2 separate regions of the Homo sapiens genome follow, and region 2 is linked to region 1. Evidence: chromatin loops called from intact Hi-C (ENCODE). Cell type or tissue: psoas muscle. All regions are shown on one strand. Links, peaks and the distances in the headings refer to the core of each region. The heading gives the core; the rest is flanking DNA.

Evidence for each region. Hi-C counts contacts between places; a loop is a spot of excess contacts. Peaks named below come from ENCODE experiments on the same cell type or tissue, not always from the same donor. Only the 100,000 strongest peaks of a DNase experiment are listed, where the experiment ranks them.
Region 2: a loop joins it to region 1, with 3.0 times the contacts of the local background. A loop is called at or near these places in 1 of 110 quality-filtered maps.

The regions. Positions count from the first base shown.
Region 1 is chr18:21,205,219-21,215,718 of GRCh38, reverse strand. No RefSeq gene overlaps it. Among named protein-coding and RNA genes, the nearest start is that of GREB1L, 32 kb to the left of the region's middle. In psoas muscle, for the core only: no CTCF peak of the experiment used is centred there; a DNase peak (open chromatin) is centred at 5,238.
Region 2 is chr18:21,309,437-21,319,936 of GRCh38, reverse strand. The region is part of intron 1 of GREB1L (GREB1 like retinoic acid receptor coactivator); the gene reads right to left. Among named protein-coding and RNA genes, the nearest start is that of GREB1L-DT, 72 kb to the right of the region's middle. In psoas muscle, for the core only: no CTCF peak of the experiment used is centred there; no DNase peak of the experiment used is centred there.

The DNA.
Region 1 (10,500 bases), core at 3,834-6,333:
CACACCCATGACCCACAAACTGCAAACTGTCAGATTAATTGTTTTTGCCTACAGACAACTCAATGAGTGCTCATTGTGCAGACAGCATGTTCTCAGCACTGCTTTAGGCGCCATGGGATTATAGAAGAGGTATAAAGGTATGTTTCCTCCCTTCCAGGAATTTACAATCTAATAAGATGAGATAAGACTAACATTGAAAGCAGCTGTGGACAATACAAGGCAGGCTATAGGATCTAGTGCTGACTTTGGGGCCTTGGACTTTTAAATGTAACAGAAATTCAGAGAGGGAGGAAAAGTCACTGGGCGTTTCAGTCTTACAAGAAGACTTCATGAAGAAAATACAACAGGAGTTGAACATTAAAGGAAAGGCAGCATTCCAGGCAAAGGAGGCAGGCTGTCCTTTTCAGTTTCAGACAATATTGTGTTAATCATTTTACATGCCCCAATTCTTGATTGCTACAAGGCGAAAAGGTATATAAGCACCCATACTTTCAATCACTGGGCTATTGCTTTTTAAAAATTACCTTTAAGATATGGTTGTCTTAGTGGCCTATAAATAAATTTGCTCAATTTTCCATTTTACCCATTTGGCATGCTCAGATCAATAATTTGACTTATTAGCTTTAGAGTTATTAATTACACGGATGCAGTTTATTAACAAAAAGAAAACAAAGTGCTTACTATGTGCTAGGCCCTGTGTTAGGTGCCGGGGATAAAACAGTGCATAAATAATCAAGATGCCTGTCGAGTTTAAAAGCAATAGCAGGCCGGGCCCGGTGGCTCACGCCTGTAATCCCAGCACTTTAGGAGGCCGAGGCGGGCAGATCACCTGAGGTCAGGAGTTCGAGACCAGCCTGGCCAACAGTGAGAAACCCCGTCTCTACTAAAAATACAAAAATTAGCCGGGTGTGGTGGCGGGCGCTTTTAATCCCAGCTACTCAGGAGGCTGAGGCAGGAGAATCGCTTGAACCTGGGAAGCAGAGGTTGCAGTGAGCTGAGATCGCACCATTGCACTCCAGCCTGGGTGACAGAATGAAACTCTGTCTCAAAAAAAAAAAAAAAAAAGTGACAGCAGACACAGACATACAAAGAACAACATGATTATAATTACAGTATGAGTCATCAGAGAAAAACATAGAGCTAGAAAAACAGATATCAGATAAGTCTAATTTATATTGGAAAGGCAGTGACAAATTTCTTGAGGAATTGATAATTTAGGCTGAGACCTGAAGTATGTAGGAGTTACAGGCAGGGGAACAGGAACAGAAAGGCAGCTAATATGCTCTGAAGAGCAGAGCGAGATGAGGCTAGTCAAGTAAGTAGAGCTGATCATACTTATCTATTTATATTACAAATAAATTATAAATTATAGCAAGCTGAACTATTCAGCAGTGATGACATTTAATTTTTATCCTTTTATCACAAGCTAAAATGATAATTAATTTCTCTTTACAATAAAAACAATTTGAGAAGATGAACTCGAAACAGAAATGCCTTGTTGTATTTCATTCCATGTTGTCTTTCACACAGTAGCTAGCTACAAGATACAAATGAAATGTTAAAATTCCAGCTAAAGTGGTTACCTCTAAAATTATGAAATAAACTGAGAGAAATCAATCCCCCAGGAGGCAACATAGTGAAGTAGGTAGGTGCATGGAATTTTGGAACCAGACTTCCTATCTTGAACTCCTGGGCTCAAGTAATCCTCCCACCTCAGCCTTTCAAGTAGCTGGGACTATAGGCTACCAGCAACTATAGAAACCAGATTCCCTGGGTTGAATCTCAGCTCAAAAAACACCATCAGTCAACTGGATATGACTGACATCTATAGACTACTTCCTCCAGCAATAACAGAATACACATTCTTCTCAAGTTCATGTGGAGAAAGCCTTCACCAAGGTAGATCATATTCTGGGCCATAAAACACACCTTAACAATTTTTTTTTTTTTTGAGACAGAGTCTTGCTCTGTTGCCCAGGCTGGAATGCAGTGGCGTGATCTCGGCTCACTGCAAGCTCCACCTCCCGGGTTCACACCATTCTCCTGCCTCAGCCTCCCGAGTAGCTGGGACTATACAGGCGCCTGCCACCACGCCCGGCTAATTTTTTTTTGTATTTTTAGTAGAGACGGGGTTTTGCCGTGTTAGCCAGGATGGTCTCCATCTCCTGACCTCGTGATGTGCCCGTGTCGGCCTCCCAAGGTGCTGGGATTACAGGCGTGAGAACAAATTTAAAAGAAAAGAAATCATACAATATCTGCTCTCAGATTACCGTGGGATTACACTAGAAGTTAGTAACAGGTGGCTCATGCCTGTAATCCCAGCACTTTGGGAGGCCAAGGTGGGCAGACTGCTTGAGCCCAGGAGTTCGAGACCAGCCTGGGTAACAGGCCGAAACCCTGTCTCGTGGTGCTGCACGTGGTGGCACATGCCCATAATCCCAGCTACTCTGGAGGCTGAGGTGGGAGAATTGCTTAAACCCGGGAGGCGGAGGTTGCAGTGAGCCAAGATTGCACCACTGCACTCCATCCAGCCTGGGTGACAGAGTGAGACTCTGTCTCAAAACAAAACAAAACAAAACAAAAAAAAACAAAAAAAGAACAAGCAAAAAATAAACACAGTATCATTTACATTAGCACCCCCCAAAATGAAATAATTAATTTTAAATCTAACAGAATATGTACAAGGTTTATATTAGGAAAACTGCAGAACTCTAATGAAATAAATTAAAGAACTAAATGAATACAGAGATTATTTCATGTTCATGGATAGGAAGACTCAGTATTGTCAAGCTATTAAGTTCTTCCCAACTTGATCTATAGATTCATGGCAAGTCCAGTAAAAATCCCAGAAAATTATTTTGTGGATTTTGACAAACTGATTTGAAAGTTGATATGGGAGCCAGGCACAGTGGCTCATGCCTGTAATCCCAGCATTTTGGGAGGCTGAGGAGGGTGGATCACTTGAGGTCAGGAGTTCAAGACCAGCCTGGCCAACATGGGGAAACCCCGTCTCTACTAAAAATACAAAAATTAGCCGGGTGTGGAAGCGCATGCTGGTAATCCCAGCTATTTGGGAGGCTGAAGCAGGAGAACCGCCCGAACCTGGGAGGCGGAGGCTGCAGTGAGCCGAGATAGCACCACTGCACTCCAGCCGAGGGAGTAGAGCGAGACTTCATCTCAAAAAAAAAAAAAAAAGTTGATATGGAGAGCCAAAAGCCAAAAGACCCAGAATAGGCAACACAATATTGAAGGAAAAGAACAAATTGGAGAAATGACACTATGTGACTTCAAGACTTACTACAAAACTGCAGTAATCAAGCCAGCATGATATTGATAAAGAATAGACAAACAGATCAATGGAACAGAACAGAGAGCCCAGAAAGAGACCCACATGAATACAGTCAACTGTTCTTTGACAAAGAAGCAAAGGCAATACAATAGAGATAGACTTTCCAACAGATGGTACTAGAACCGAACATCTACATTCAGAAACTTGAATCTAGACACAGATCTTAACACCCTCCACAAGAATTAACTCAAAATGGATCACAGACTTGAAAAACACAAGACCATAAAACTCTTAGAAGACAACATAGGAGAAAATTTAGGTGACCTCAGGTTTCATGATAAATTTTTGATGCAACACCAAAGTTGTGATTCATGAAAGAAAGAATTGATAAGCTAGACTTCATTAAAATTAAAATGTTTTGCTCTGTGAAAGACACTGTTACAGGAACGGGAAGACAGGCCATAGACTGGGAGAAAATATTTTCAAAAAATATACCTGGTAGAGGATTGTTATCCAAAATATACAAAGAACTCTTAAAACTCAACAATAAGAAAACAAATTACCTGATTAAAAAATAGCTCAAAGATCTTAAGTCACCAGAGCAAAGAAGATATACAAATAACAAATAAGTACCGTACACAAATGTTTATAGTCGTCTTCTTCCTTCTTCTTTCTTCTTTCTTCTTCTTCTTCCTCCGTTTCTTCCTCTTCCTCCTCTTCCTCTTCTCTCCTTCCTTCATTCCTTCCTTCCTTCCTCTTTCTTTCCTCCTCCTCTTCCTTCCTTCTCCTCCTCCTCTTCCTTCTTCTCCTTCTTTTCTCTTTTTTTTTTTTTAGACAGGGTCTTGCTGTGGCCCCAGGCTGGAATGCAGTGGTACAATTACGGCTTACTGTAGCCGCAACTTTCTGGGCTCAAGTAATCCTCCCACTTCAGCCTCTTGAGTAGCCGGGAAAACAGGCACACGCCAGCATGCTCAGCTAACTTTTGTTTTGTTTTTTGTTTTGTTTTGTTTTTGTTTTTTTTTTTGTAGAGGTAGGTTTTGCCATGTTGCCCAAGCTGGTCTCAAAGTCCTGGGCTCAAAAAATCTGCTCACCTTGGACTCCCAAAGTGTTGGGATTACAGGTGTGAGCCACTGTGCCTGGCCAGTAGCTTTATTTTTAATTGCCAAAACTTGGACACAAGCAAGATGTCCTTCAGGAGGTGAATGGATAAATAAACTGTGGTATATCCAGACAATGTATTATTACTCAGTGATGAAAAGAAATGAGCTATCAAGCTATAAAAAGATATAGAGTAAATGTAAATGCATTTTACTAAGTGAAAGAAGAAGCCAATCTGAAAGAGCTGCATGTTATAAGATTCCAACTATATCACATTCTGGAAAAGTCAAAACTATGGAGACAGAGTAAAGATCAGTGGTTGCCAAGGGTTGAGGGGAGGGAGGGAAGAATAAACAGCACAGAGGAGTCTTAGGGCAGTGAAACTACTCTGTATGCTACTATAATCATGGCTACATGTCATTACACATTTGTCTAAACCTAGAGAATGTACTCGAAGAGTGAATCTTAATGTAAACTGTGGACTTCTGGATGATAATGATGTATCAATGTGGGTTCATCAGTGATAACAAATGCACCGCTCTGGTGGGGGATGTTAAAAATGGGCAAGACTATACACATGTGGGATAGGGGGTGTGTGGGAAATCTCTGTACTTTCCTCTCAATTTTGCTGTGAACCTAAAACTGCTCTAAAAAATAAGGTTTTGTTTGTTGTTGTTGTTTTACCAAATAAAGTAGGCAGATTTAAAAAAAAGGTCTTTTTTTAAAAAGAAAAAAATTATTGGACTATGAAACTCATATAATTGGCTTCCTATTCCCAACAGCCAAGGCCACACTTGGAAAGATCACCTTGTTCTCGGAGGCACACTAGAGTTTGGAGGTTAAAGACATTTAGAAGGATAAGGCCAGGGCCAGGGCCAGGCCAGATGTGTGTTCCCTTCTATGTTGCAATTTGCTCCTCAGATTTCTGACTAAACTAAAACTAAAGGCATAGTGGTAGATAAATGGTTTATTTTATACCATAAACTGAAGCATGGTCACTAAGAGAAATTTAACTCCAAATTCAACATTTAGTTGTGTGCAAAAATAAAATAATATAGTTGTAGGAGACTAGAACATTTCAAAGTCAACTTATGAATGAAAATGACAAATTCCACTCATTCATTTATTTTTGCATCCTATTGAAACTCTATTAACATAATAATAAAGGGATTTTTTTTTTTTTTTGAGACGGAGTCTTGCTCTGTCACCCAGGCTGGAGTGCAGTGGCACGATCTCAGCTCACTGAAACCTCCGCCTCCTGGGTTCAAGCAATTCTCCTGCCTCAGCCTCCCAAGTAGCTGGGACTACAGTCATGCACCACCACAGCCAGCTAATTTTTTTGTATTTTTAGTAGAGACGGGGTTTCACCATGTTGCCCAGGATGGTCTTGATCTCCTGACCTCGCGATCTGCCCACCTCACCCTCCCACAGTGCTGGGATTACAGGCCTGAGCCACCAAGCCCAGCTGGGATTTTTTTAAAAGACAGAAATCCATAGGGATATAAAGGACCAGAAAGGAGACAACAGGAACAAAACTTTGGAAGCTGGAAAGAGATGGATATATGACAACGGATCTAGCAGATTTGAGAAAGCTAATGTCTAAACTGGCAAACGGGAAAGCATGGAAGCAAACACATATACAAGGATTTTCCAGAGACTTAGGAATTGGTGGCATCAGCTATAGTTGGAAGTTGGGGCTCAAAATAGAAGGCTAAGTTGAAACTCTATGAAGTAGTTACATTCCCAGATCTCCTCTTCAATTCCACAAAGCTGGATGACTGCCTTTTACCTCGCAAAATAATGGAGGTTTATTCTTTAAAGGTGAAACAGAGGTTCCTGGCCTGTGAGCACAACAGGCACACCTGTAGTTGGGGGTATTAGTCTAAAGCAGAAGTATTAAGTGAATATTTGTAAATTTTGTGCTGAATCCTATAAGCCCTCTTCCCCTTTAAAGCTCACAGGGCACTACATCTAGATATTAACCTCCAGGAGGGTGATTGGAAGATCTTCTCTGAGGAAAATTAACCCTCCAAGGGAAACACCTAAAGGTACACATAAAGCGATTCCCCAAATAACTGATCCAGCCAGATCATCCTCTGTTAAAGCCCTACCCATGTGCTCAAAGATTTCTGTCGGCTTCTTAGTGTCCCTCTTTTGAATGTGAACTTATAACCAAGGACCACCGAATACTGGAGAAAAGTCTCTGGTAAAAAAGGTAAAAACCAAAACAAAGTGGAAAAAGAAATATGGAGAGAACAGAGCTATTCATAGTGTTATTAGTCTGTTTTCACACTGCTATAAAGATACTAACCGAGACTGGGTAATGTATAAAGAAAGGAGGTTTAATTGACTCACAGTTCTGCATGGCTGGGGAGGCCTCAGGAAACTTACAATCATGGCGGAAGCAGAAGCAGGTATGTCTTACACGCTGGCAAACGAGAGAGTGCCTGTGAAGGAGGAAATGTCAAACTCTTATAAAACCATCAGATCTTGTGAGAATTCACTATCACAAGAACAACATGGGGGAAACCACCCCCATGATCCAATCGCCTCCCACCAGGTCCCTCCCTTGACATTTTGAATTGCAGTGGGGATTACAATTCAAAACGAGATTCGGGTGGGGCCCCAGAGCCAAACCATATCATGTGGAAATGAAAATGTCAAATAATAAATCAATATCTTTAGAGAGATGAGATGATATTGAATATATAAAAGAACAGGATCATGTAAAGACAGCTCTTGGAAATTAAAAATGTGTTCAGATAAATAAAAATATAAGTAGAAACACTGGAAAATAAAATTGAAAAACTCTTCCAGAAAGTAGGGTTAAAAAAAAAAAAACCAGAAATGGAAAACTGAATAGAAGAGTTAGGAAAAATAAAGGATCAGTTCTAGAGATCAACATACAACTAACAGAAGTTCTAGATAAAGAAATGAAAGGAAGAATATTATCAAAGAAATAATTCAAGAAAAATTTCTAGAAATGAAGGATTCAAATTTTCAATTGAAAATATCCAACACTATCAATAAAAATAGACTCACCCCAAAGCATATCATTTTGAAATGTGTTACAATAAAGAATAAAGACAGGATTCTACAAGCTATTAGAAAAAGCAGGTCATATACAAAGGATCAAGAATCAGAATAGGTTTATACATCTCACTAGAAATAACTGGAATCTAGAAGACAATAAGGAAATACCTGCAAATTTCTGAAAGAAAATTATTTCCCAGTGATAATTCTAGACCAAGCTAAACTATCAATCAAATGAGAGAGTCAAATAAAGACATTCTCAATCACAAAAGGTTTCAAAGCTTTACCTTTCATGTATTCTTTCTCAGGAAACTCAGATAATGTGCTTTATTAAAACAAAGAAGTAAATCACAAGCAAGGTGTAAGAAACAGGAAACAGGCCGGGTGCGGTGGCTCACACCTGTAATCCCAGCACTTTGGGAGGCTGAGGCGGGTGGATCACGAGGTCAAGAGATCGAGACCATCCTGGCTAACATGTGAAACCCCATCTCTACTAAAAATACAAAAAAAATTAGCCACGCATGGTGGCAGGCACCTGTAGTCCCAGCTACTTGGGAGGCTGAGGCAGGAGAATGGCGTGAACCCGGAGGCGGAGCTCGCAGTGAGCCGAGATCGCGCCACTGTACTCCAGCCTGGGTGACACAAGTGAGACTCCATCTCAAAAAAATAAATAAATAAATAAAATTTTTTAAAAAAGAAAAAGAAACAGGAAACAAAAGGCCCAACATAATAGAAAAGCCAAGAGAATTCTCAGAATGATGGTGAAGAAATAGCCCAAGACAATGTCTATCTACCGGGATAGAGGGCAATTGGTCCAGACTGGAACAAGCCAGAAAACACAGGGAAAGCTTCTTAAGATTAAATTGATGAAACACCTGATACATGTGAATGTATTAAGAGATTTAGACAATTAGTGGAGATTTGGGGGTTGACTTAGTGAAAAAATATTTATATATAGATAACAAGGCAAATGAAAGACATTCCACAATAATTAATACTAGAGAAAATAAAGAGTCATACAGAAAAGACTAAATAATTATAGTTTCCTATATGGCTTAGCTGTGAATAGTATTTACATAGTCATAATATGTATATGTATAGTTAGATCCATATTATTTATATCATTATCTTTGTTAGATACATCTTATTTATATAATAATTTTATAATATAATACTTATATAATTTACATTTTTTTTGTTTTTGAGATGGAGTTTCACTCTTGTTGCCCAGGCTGATGTCCAATGGCGCTATCTCAGCTCACCACAACCTCCACCTCTAGGGTTCCAGCAATCCTCCTGCCTCACCGAGTAGCTGGGATTACAGGCAAGTGCCACCATGCCCAGCTAATTTTGTATTTTTAGTACAGACAGGGTTTCTCCATGTTGGTCGGGCTGGTCTGGAACTCCCAATCTCAGGTGATCCGCCCGCCTTGGCCTCCCAAAGTGCTGAGATTACAGGCATGAGCCACCACGCCCAGCCATTTATATATTAATAAGTAATATGGATATGACAAAAATTATAACTGTATTGGAAAGATGGAGGATAGGAAGAACTCAAGTATGTTGTGGGAACATGTAGGGGAGGGGAAAGATCTAAATATTTGTCTTCCTTCATGCAGTTTTATTCATAATGCCTAAAACCGACAAATCATAAAATAGCAGTATAAGTGTATTATTTAGATAGAGGTAAATATCAAAATTATTAGATAAGAGGAGAAGTGGTAAAGGATAGCTGTTTTTCCTAATAAACCTTGAGAAAGAACTACTTGGTTCTTTCAAGTATAGGCATGTATTATTTTGATAAAAGCCAAAGTAAAGAAGTTTAGGCCCGGCACGGTGGCTCATGCCTGTAATCCCAGCACTTTGGGAGGGTGAGGCGGGCGGATCACAAGGTCAGGAGATCAAGACCATCCTGGCCAACATGGTGAAACCCCATCTCTACTAAAAATACAAAACATTAGCTGGGAGTGGTGGCGCGTGCCTGTAATCCCGGCTACTCAGGAGGCTGAGACAGGAGAATCGCTTGAACCCAGGAAGCAGAGGTGGCAGTGAGCTGAGATCGAGCCACTGCTCTCCAGCCTGGGTGACAGAGTGAGACTCCGTCTCAAAAAAAAAAAGTTTATACTGGTGCTGTGGAAAATACAAAATGAACAAGATCCAATGCCTCAAACTGCTTATTGTCAAGTTGGCGGAAGAGGGCTTTTGGGTGATGGTTAATGTGATTTGCTCTGAGAGATTAAAACGAAAACTATGGGAACCCTGAGGACAGAGAGGTTATACGCTTTGGGGATAAAAATATTTATCTTGTCTGGTGAGGAAAGTATGATATGATTTCATCTGATGTAGTGAAAGCAGGATGTACTGAGAAACAAGGCCAGGGAAGGAAATTGAGGACAGACCTCTGGATGACCTTGAATACAACATTAAAGCTTTTGGAACCCGATGGAAAATGGTTAGGTATTTGGAACAGGGAGTTGATATGATCTTAGCTGTAATTTAAGAAGATCATCTGGGAGTAATATATAAATTGGATCGAATAGAGAAAAAAAGAAGGCAAGAAAATGAGAAAGAACCTAATTCAATAACCCAGGGAGGAGGTATGAGAGTCTGAACTTGAACAGGGTTGGTAGAAAGAGGAGGTCAGGGAAGGATAGGAGATATTCCAGACAATAGTTAAACTCACTTTTCATAATTTATCTATTTGCTTCTGCTTTACTCCTGTTGGAAATTCTTAACGGGGACTGCTGCTTTTTTTTTTAGTTGGATTTTTATGATGATTATATTTTTTTTTTGTCTTTTTAAATTTTTTTATTATACTTTAAGTTCTAGAGTACATGTGCACAACGTGCAGGTTTGTTACATATGTATACACGTGCCATGTTGGTGTGCTGCACCCATTACCTCGTCATTTACATTAGGTATATCTCCTAATCCTATCCCTCCCCCCACCCCACGGCAGGCCCCGGTGTGTGATGTTCCCCTTCCTGTGTCCAAGTGTTGGCTGATTATAAGGAGGCCAGGAGCCAAGTAAACCACATTGATTTGTAGCTTATTTAAAAAAAAAAAAAGCCAACCAGTTA
Region 2 (10,500 bases), core at 3,434-5,933, 100 kb before region 1:
TTCTGTGGGCATTCCTTATTTAGCTCCAACCACCTTGCTTTTTCTTTAGGCCAAACCAGCTCTGGGGAAGCTCTTGCATTAGTTTGCACACCTATTCTCAATGTTCATAACTAAAAATTATTGGTTTTGCCTCTAAGGGTGCTCCTTTTCCTTTCATAACTGTTCTGCCAGCTTTGTCTCCGATCTTCAGCACAGGGCTCTCCCCTCTAAGCCTCTACCCATGCCCTGGTTTACTTTCACTGTATTTGGCAGTGCCTGCTCATGCATTATAGTTTGGGTTTCAGATGTTTCAAAGTCTAAGTTGGAGGTTTAACATCTGTTTCTCTTTTTCCTAGTTGCCTTTTTAAGATCTCTGAGAAAAAGGGAAAACATACTAACTTTTCTCTGTAACTAAAATTGGAAATTCTATCCAGCTAATTACACTAATTCTAAAACTAAAACATTCTAACTTTTGTTTATTAACTCTGAAAATACAATATAAGAGTATAGGGCCTTCCGGCATAATTTCCTAACATTTATCAACATACTTGAAATGTAGATAGGAGAATAAATAATAGGAAAAGCCTTTTAATTTGGCATGATTGGGATCTACAATTGGTTGGTTAACCGAAAGAAAGAGTTAAAGTGGATGTGCAGGATTGGGCTTCGTCAATTTGGTTAACCTAGGAAATATGTTTCCCCTTCTCTGTATGATTTTGAATTAGACTTTGTAGGTATGGAAGAGGTTGGCGTGAGATTTGGAACTGGAAGTGAAGAAACAGCCATTACCCTTAGAATATTGCTTCAGTTAAAAACTGACAAATGGTCACTGGTGCCAGAATGGATATCTGCTTGTTCTTGCTCTCCTCTCTTCCACATCTAGGTTTTCTTCCTGACTGTTGGCCAAGAGGGACTCCAGGCCCACCACCAGTTACTGGCTGCGCATTCACAGAGGCAGCTACACGGGGGCTAAGCAGCTCCCCATAGACCTCTCCATGCGGTGAAGTCCTTCTTCCAGAGCAGGCCACACTCAGCTTCCACAAAGTTCCTACTGTTCACTCACACCAGTGTTTCAGGATGACTGGTTAGCGACCCTGTGATCCTCTGAGTCCTCCTTTCAGATCTTCACTTTCCCAGCTCTTCTTGGTCAGTGGGCATCTGTTACGCATGTTTTATATATGGGAAGGAGAGCCCTGGTGACTCCTACAAGGTTAAAAGAGCTGTCACTATAATCTGAGTCTGACACATCTCACAGATTGTTTTTGGAATACATTTCTTATACTGGCATATTTACCAGTGACTTCCTCTTTAGGAAGGTAGAGTATAGAATATGCATGAAAATGTATCTGAGTTTCATACTCACTGGATTTACATTATTTAAAATTTTCAAAATTGTAGATATTAGAAGGTACAGACCAATTATGACTGGGTTTTGACCCATAGATGTGGGCCCTGTTGTGAAGATCGCATTATCCTTGGAAGAATCTAGACCAATTTTTAAGAGGCACATAATGAAAAGAATTAAGAAAGGATAAGGAAGAGTCTTTAAGGTCCCACCTGGGAGGAAAAGAAAAACAAAATCCGAAAAACCTATAAGATACCAGGGGTTTTCATCTGAATTTAAGGACTAGTCTACTATTACTTGCTGTTTTTATCCTTATCATCCTTCTTTTGCTGTGGCCTGATCAAACAGATTTAGATTCTCTAGACATTTGTTGAATACTTTCTACATACCAAGTTCTGAAATGGGTATTTTCACAGCAGCATCTCATTGAACTCTTACACCAATCCAGGAGGCTATTCTCATTTTCTTTCTGTTCTTTCTCTCTTTGTTTTTTTTTTTTTTTTTTTTGACGGAATCTCACTCTGTTGCCCAGGCTGGAGTGCAGTGGCATGATCTCAGCTCACTGCAACCTCCACCTCCCTGGTTCAAGCAATTCCCCTGCTTCAGCCTCCGGAGTAGCTGGGATTACAGGCACATGCCACCATACCCGGCTAATTTTTTTGTATTTTTAACAGAGATGGGGTTTCACCATGTTGGCCAGACTGGTCTCCTGACCTCAGGCAATCCACCCGCCTTGGCCTCCCAAAGTGCTGGGATTACAGGTGTGAGCCACCGTGCCTGGCAGATTTATCCTCATTTTCTAACTGAGGAAACAGATCAGCAGGATTGGGGACTTGACTGAGGTTACCCAGATGTAAGCAGCAGAGCTGAAACTGACTGCAGGTCAGCTCATTGGCTTTTAGTTCATAGCTGTGAGGAAAATGAGCAGCAGATCATACTTCTTAGTCACATAAAAGATACTTGATAAACTAAATTTTTTTTATACTTGCACATTTATTGATTAATTGATTGAGAAAGGGTCTCACTCTGTTGCCCAGGCTGGAGTGCAGTGGTGCAATCTTGGCTCACTACAACCTCTGCCTCCTGGGCTCAAGTGATCCTCCTGCCTGAGCCTCCTGAGTAGCTGGGACTACAGGTGCATGCCACCATGCCTGGCTAATTTTAGTATTTTTTTTGTAGAGGCACATTTTCGCCACGTTGCCCAGGCTGGTCTTGAACTCCTGGGCTCAAGTAATCTACCCACCTTTGTCTCCCAAAGTGCTGGGATTATATGTGTGAGCTACTGCGCCAGGCCTACAATCACAAACTTATTGTATAATGAGTTTGCAATTTTTTTTAACATTGTATAACTTTAGATAGGGGATCTTTTGATTGAATTGATTGATTAATCCATTGATTGATTTTTAGAGACAGGTCTCACTATGTTGCCCAGGCTGGCCTTGAACCTCCGGGCTGAAGGGATCCTCCTGCATAGCTGCGATTATAGGCACGTAACACGGCACCCGCTTGGATAGGAGATTTAAAAAAATATATTAGAAAAGAAGACTCCTGGCCAGACGCGATGGCTTACACCTGTAATCCCAGCACTTTGGGAGGCCAAGGCAGGCGGATCACCTGAGGTCAGGAGTTCGTGACCAAGCTGGCCAACACAACGAAACCCCGTGTCTACTAAAAAATACAAAAATTAGCCAGGCATGGTGGCCCGTGCCTGTAATCCCAGCTACTCCGGAGGCTGAGGCAGGGAGAATTGCTTGAACCTGGGAGGCAGAGGTTGCAGTGAGCCAAGATCATGCCACACTCCAGCCTGGGCGACAGACCAAGACTCCGTCTCAAAAAAAAAAAAAAAAAAAAAAGACATAGTCATAAATCATGGTAACACTGGTGACAATACAACTTTGTATTTATACAGATACTTTATTTTCAACAACTTAAAACAACTTCTGAAACTATTATCTATTATCTTTTGCAACAGCCCAATAGCAAGGAAGTGGTTTTTACAGCCAGGTAACATGGGAAAAGGCAAGCTCAGAAAGTTCCAAGAGCACAAAAGCATGTGGATAAAACAGGAATAACCATCTCTGTGCTTGATGTTCTGCCTGTTAATTCTAGCTTCATCTCTTCAGGTGCCTTTGAAATGCGTCACTGCTATTTGGCAGAGACAAAAAGATCTGGGAGACAAATTTCAGTTGTAACCTCAAGAGTATTCTAATATAACATTGTACCTTCTTTGAGTTTTTATAATTTGAGCCAGATCTATCTTCTACCACTTAGACAAAGATTGGTACAAAAGGAAATTGCTCATGCCCTACTTTTGCCAATAAATAATGCCAACGTACTCCAGCCTGGCGACAGAATGAGACCCTATATCAAAAAATAAACAATAAACAAAAAATAAAACCAGGCAAATGCTCCCTTGCCCTGGACCCTGTGTTTTAAAGCAGCCTCACTGTGGCCCTCCTCTGGCTCCTTTCCTCATCATGTGATGGGCGGGTACACAGAGAAAAAGGTTATCTCCATAGAGTCTGAGCCATCCTTCTAGACCAATTCTCACAGTACTTGGAGTCCTGAAATGCCACGATGAAAAGGTGCTGCTTAGCCTCCTTCCTCAGGCCTATCCCCGAGGGCAGACTGCACAGCACTGTGTGCACCCCAGGCCCACAGGGGGGAGGGTCGGGTCACAGAGTGTTGATGGACTTCGATGTGCGGGTTGTGTAAGGCTCCTCTTGCTGCGGGGCTGAAACAGAGCTGGGAGGCGGAGCAGGCTGGCTGCCTCTCCTCAAGCCACCACATTCCAACAGGGAATTCCAAAGAGTCTGAGAATTCTGGATTTAAACCTGGCCTTCCAGGTCATTAAGAAGGCGTATTTGTCCAAGCAGAAGGATGAAACGTACTTTAGCAGTCTGTTAGCTTGATTTATAACTTTAAAATATTTAGACATATATTAGTAGGCCTCCCTGTGTCCTCTTGCCCTGGGCCACAAAAATGCTGGGAGGAGGCTGGTAACAGATACATATTTTTATGTAAATACATCATAATAGACTTTACCATTCCTCTAATGCTGAACATTTAAATGATTCCTAAATTTTTATTTAAAATGATATGTGTTGAACATCTGTACATAAATATTTGCCTTTATTGCTGATTATTTCTTATGACATACTCTGAGATGAAAAATTACTGGGCCAAAGGGCAAAAATTCTTAATGATCAATGTCTTAAACTAAGCTGGGCGTGGTAGCTCATGCCTGTGATCCCAGCACTTTGAGAGGCTGAGGCGGGAGGATCACTTGAGCCTAGGAATTCAAGACCAGCCTGCGCAACATAGTGAAACCCCATCTCTACAAAATAATTTAAAAATTAGCTGCACATGGTGGTGCGTGCCTGTAGTCCCAGCTACTTGGGAGACTGAAGTGGGAGGATTGCTTGAGCCCTGGAGTTTGACGTTAAAGTGAGCCATAACCATGCCACTACACTCCAGCCTGGGTGACAGAGTAAGACCTCATCTTCAAAAAATAAAAATAAATAAATAAATAAATACCTTAAACTAATAGATTATAAGCAGATCTTACTGAATGTAATCCTTACCTCTCTACCCTCTACCTACATGCCAAATCCACTGACCTACATTAATGGTTACAAAGGCAAAGCCTAAAGACTTTTACATGTGCTCATTTTGTTTCAAGACAGGAAGCTGACTCACCTAGTATCTTTTGATCTGAGGTCCATTAAATTTCCACCCTTAAAATCAAGGATGGGTAAACCATGCTCTCCCACCAAATCTAGCCTATAGGCTATTTTTGTAAATAAAATATTTTTGGAGCACAGCCATGCTCATTCATTTTCATATTGTCTAGAGCTGCTTTCACATTAACACTGCAGAGTTAAGTAACTGCAACACGGACCATAGATGATTGGCTTACAAAGCCTAAAATATGTACTGTCTGGCCCTTTAGAGAAAGTTTGCCTATCCATGATCTAAAATTGTCACAAAATACAAACCATGAAACAGGGAATTAGGAAATACGAAGTCATAAATCTGTAATAAGTTCTTCTTCCCCATTTCACAAGTCAGATGCCCTGGCCTTGTTTTGATGTTCCTGCTGACATCTTAATCAAGCTACCATCATTTCCTATTCAACAGACACTTATCAAGTGCCTACTATGTGTCAAGCAGACCTTGTTTCAGGTGCTGTGGGCTTATGAAACAGTAGTTAATCATTTTTGACCTCGTGTGAAAGTGTGGAAACTGTGAAAGTTTCCACGCTTTCACACAAAACCAATGGGGTCTTCCTAAACTATCTAAACTATATCCTAAACTATCTTCCATCACATCTGAGATCCTAGGAATGGGATGTGTAAGGAGCAAGCATTATAAAGAAACTGTAGCAAAGAATAGAAGCATCCTCACCATAGCAACTTGGAGTTTGAACCACAATACTTAGGCCACCTTGGTGAAAAGTCACTAATAGCAGATACAGGAAGAGCAGGTGAACAGGCAAGACAAATAATTCCTAGGTACCAGGTAATCACTTCTGCAGAAATTCTCTTATTGTTTTTGCTATAGCCAGTCAGGGAAAAGAATGCCCACTTTTTGACAGTAGGATAAGCAAGAGATTGGTCAACAGTTATTTCGTTTACTTAAAAAAATTAAAATTCATGTCTAGGAGGGAAAAAACCCATACAAACAGTGAGTAAAGAGAAATAAAAGAAGCTACCACTGTTGTTTTTTATTCTTTGTAAAGATGAGGAAACAGCAGAGTAATTTGGCTTTGGGAAAGAACATAAACCTGAGCCAAGTACTTTGGCAGATTCTAAGAAATGTGGTTTGACACAAGATGTTTTTGTTTTTTGTTTTTGAGTTTTAGCGGAAAGACAAATGGGAGGAGAAAGTATTTAAAACCCAGATACCTTCTTTTTTTGTGTTGGTATGATTAGCTAGTTATCAAATTACATTAGAAAAACTACAAACCAAAAACAAATGTCTTGAAATGCTCTGTTGTTTTAAGTCACTGCTGGTATGGCTGTCCTACATCATGGGGTGAAAGAGAAGATTCTGCATCTGTGGACTTGCACTCCTCCTTTGCCCCTCATTAGCTGGGCAACCTTGTCTACATTTCTTTACCTCTCAGAGCCTCATCTTCTGCAAAATGCTGACAATACCAGTGACCTTGCCAGGTTGTCTTAAGGATTAAATGAGGTAACAGGAGTTAGCTCATAACAATAATTGGCTTTTAGTAAGTACTCAATAAAATATTGCTTGCTATTGTCTTCATATTGTATAATACATGTTAAAGCACCCAAAATGGACTTTTCAGAGTTGGTGAAGTAGACATAGTTGCCTACATGATTTTGTATGGCGATTACCTTCCTGGCTCTTATTTTTCTTTCTTAGTCACCAAAATTCTACTACCAGCAATATTAAATAAAAATATTTAATATTTTTTAATATTTTAAAAAATATTAAAATCTTCTCTGTTAGCTTCTGCACAGCAAAAGAAACTAACAGAGTAAACAGACAACCTACAGAACGGGAGACCATTTTTGCAAACTATGCATCTGACAAAGGTCTAATATCCAGCATCTATAAGTAACTTTAACAATTAAAAAGTGGGCAAATGACATGAACAGACACTTTTGAAAAGAAGACATACATGCAGCCAACAAGCATGTGAAAAAAATCTCAGTATCACTGATCATTAGAAAAATGCAAATCAAAACCACAATGAGATATGATCTCACACCAGTCAGAATGGTTATTACTGGACCGGGTGCAGTGGCTCACACCTGTAATCCCAGAATTTTGGGAGGCCAAGGTGGGCGGATCACAAACTCAAGAGATCAAGACCATCCTCGCCAACATGGTGAAACCCCATCTCTATTGAAAATACAAAAATTAGTTGGGCATGGTGGCATGCGCCTGTAGTCACAGCTACTCGGGAGGCTGAGGCAGGAGAATCACTTGAACCCGGGAGGCGGAGGTTGCAGTGAGCCGAGATCATGCCACTGCACTCCAGCCTGGCGACAGGGCGAGACTTTGTCTCAAAAAATAAATAAATAAATAAATAAATAAATAAATAAAATAAAGAATAAAAAAAGAATGGTTATTACTAAAAGGCAAAAATAACAGATGCTAGTGAGGTTGCAGAAAAAATAAAATGCCTTTGCACTGTTGGTGTGAGTGTGAATTACTTCGACCACTGTGGAAAAGCAGTGTGGCGATTCCTGAAACAGCTAAAAACAGAACTGCCATTTGACCCAGCAATTTCATTACTGGGAATATACCCAAAGGAATATAAATCATTCTATCATAGAGACACATGCACGTGAATGTTCACTGAAGCACTATTCACAATAGCAAAGACATGGACTCAACCTAAATGCCCATCAATGGTAGAACTGGATAAAGAAAATGTGTTAAACATACACCATGGAATACCATGCAGCCATGAAAAAGCATGAGATCATGTCCTTTGCAGGGACATGGATGGAGCTGGAGGCCATCATCCTTAGCAGAGTAATGCAGTAAACCAAATACCACGTGTTCTAACTTATAAGTGGGAGCTAAATGATGAGAACTCATGGACACAAAGAGGGAAACAACAGACACTGGGGCCTACTTGCGGGTGGAAGGTGGGAGGGGGATGGGATCAGGAAAAATATCTATTGGGTACTAGGCTTAGTACCTGGGCGATGAAATAATCCGTACAACAAACCCCCGTGACATGAGTTTACCTATATAACATACCTGCACATGTACCCTTGAACCTAAAATAAAAGTTAAAAAAAAACCTCTCTGCCATTGAGAGTGGCCAGAAAAAATGTATACATTTCCACATGCTTGTCATCTCAGCATGCTATAATTAATTGAGATTTTTGCCATTACTTTTAATGGCAAAACCTAATATAGCCAGGTTATATTCGATTGCACCAACCCAATATAACCAAGCTGTTTCTGGAAATTAGGTGGTATCCTGCAGCGCATAGTATCTTTAGAATAATGTTTCCATATTGAGCAGCACATGTACCTGGAGGGAAAGATACATTGAGTAGGCAGATGGACGGGTGCCGCTTAGGGCAAAATTTAACATTTTTCAGAGGATTATCTTCAACGACTCATTTGTGGAAATATGTTCATTTGCAAAGAGGAACACCCATCTGCTAAAGGAGTGGTCACTCCTGCCTGGTGATGCCAATCCAAAACCATTGGAATAACTTGTTCTGACCAACTTAGAATAAACCTCTATACCCCTATTAACTATTTATATTGTCTGACTCTGTTACAAAAACACCACTGTCAGAATATCTCCAAATTTTATGTGTAATTTGCTTTGAGGCATTTATCACCCCACTGTCAAAGACATTACAGTTTTGTTTATTTTACTCTTGTGAGAGAAGTCAAAATAACTAATGCTTGCATTGATAACTGGCTCTTTCAAAGTGTCTTGATTCAAGTGTAACTTCGGCTTAGTCCTTGCCTGGAAAATCAACTATTGTCCTCTGTCCCTCACCAAGTGTTAAAGTAGTTTATCTCAACTTCCTCACCCTCCATCACTCCTGTCACTCCTTGTAAACATTACTTCTACAATCACCATTTTATAGATATTGTTTTCTCAAAGTTTGGTGATATAGGCCCTCTACTCACCAAACCCAAAGGCCTTACATTCAAAGACTTCATCCTCTACAATAATGGGTCTCCAAGGAGGTGTGCGTTGTGCAAGACAGCACTTGAGGTGCAGGAAGAAAAAATGTTTAACTCTTATTCATGTTTCTAATTTCAAACTTAAAATTTTTTTCTATTTTTTTAACAACGTATTTAACATAACAGTATAGCAGAGAGAATGATTACTAATGATGGAAATGTCAAACTCTTAGTAATAGAATATGAAATCAATAAAATTTTGCAGCCTACTTTTCGGTTTAGCAGTAGTTCTCAAAGTATGATATAGGGACCTGTGGGGGTATCTGAGATCCTTTCAGGGTGTCGGTAAAGTCAAAACTGTTTTAATCATAACATTAAGATGGAATTTATCTTTTTCACTCATTCTCTCATGAGTATACAGAAGAGTTTTCCAGAGGCTACATGACATGTTACATTGAATGCAGAAGCAGATATGAGAACCCAGTTGTTTTCTAGTAAGTCAGACATGAAAAGGACTTGCAAAAAATATAAAACAATTATATCTTTGTCATTACATTTCTTCTTTTAGAAAATAGGTATTTTTCATGTAAAAAAATGCAGCAGCCTTGAGCTTTTGGGCTCAAGTGATTCTCCTGTCTCTGCCTCCCAAAGTGCTGGGATTACAGCACTTGATGAGTCTCATGGCTTCTTGAAGATACACTTACCTTGCAGCTTCCTCTAAACTCCTTCATCGGTCCTCTCTTCTCTCAGTTACCAACCTTTTCTGCCCAACATTTGTAAACCAAGGTATTTAGACAGGATACATGGTCTAGATTTGCACTGTCTAGTATGGTTGCCTCTAGCTAGAGTGCAGCTGTTTAAATAAAAGTTAAATTAAAAATTCAGTTTCTCAGTTGCCCTAGCCACATTTCCAGTGCTCAACTGCTACCTATAGTAATGACTACTGTATAGAACATTTTTATCATCACAGAAAGTTCTACTGGACAGGTTAAGGTCTAGATTAGGGTTTCTCAACCTTAGAACTATTGAGATTTGGGGCTAGATAAGTCTTCACAGTGTGTGTGGGGAGGGGATGGGGGGCTGTTTTGTGCATTGCAGGATGTTTTTAGCAGTATCCCTGTCCTCTCCCCACTAATTCCAGTAGCACTCCCTCAGTGTGACAACCAAAAATGTCTCCAGACATTGCTAGACCGTGATTTGGATGAAACCATACAGCTATGGGTTATGTTTTGCTCACCCACAGAGAAGGGGCAAGATGAATTGAGAGAGAAAATGGGAGAAATATATTTAGGGCAGGTTACAGGGGACAAAGTAAGGGAAAAAGGCCAGAGGGTAAAAGGCTGATTATGACTTTTACTTTTTTATAACAGGTCCTAGTCATTTCGTAAGGTGCAGTAGTAGATTTTCTTCTGGCTACCCCCATGGCCCTTAGATCACTCAAACAGCATCGTGCAGTGCCCCAGTTGTAGTGTAGCATTCTGGCTGTAGTACAGAGTGATGATGTCTCTTGTTCAGAATACGACATGCAGGGCTGCCAA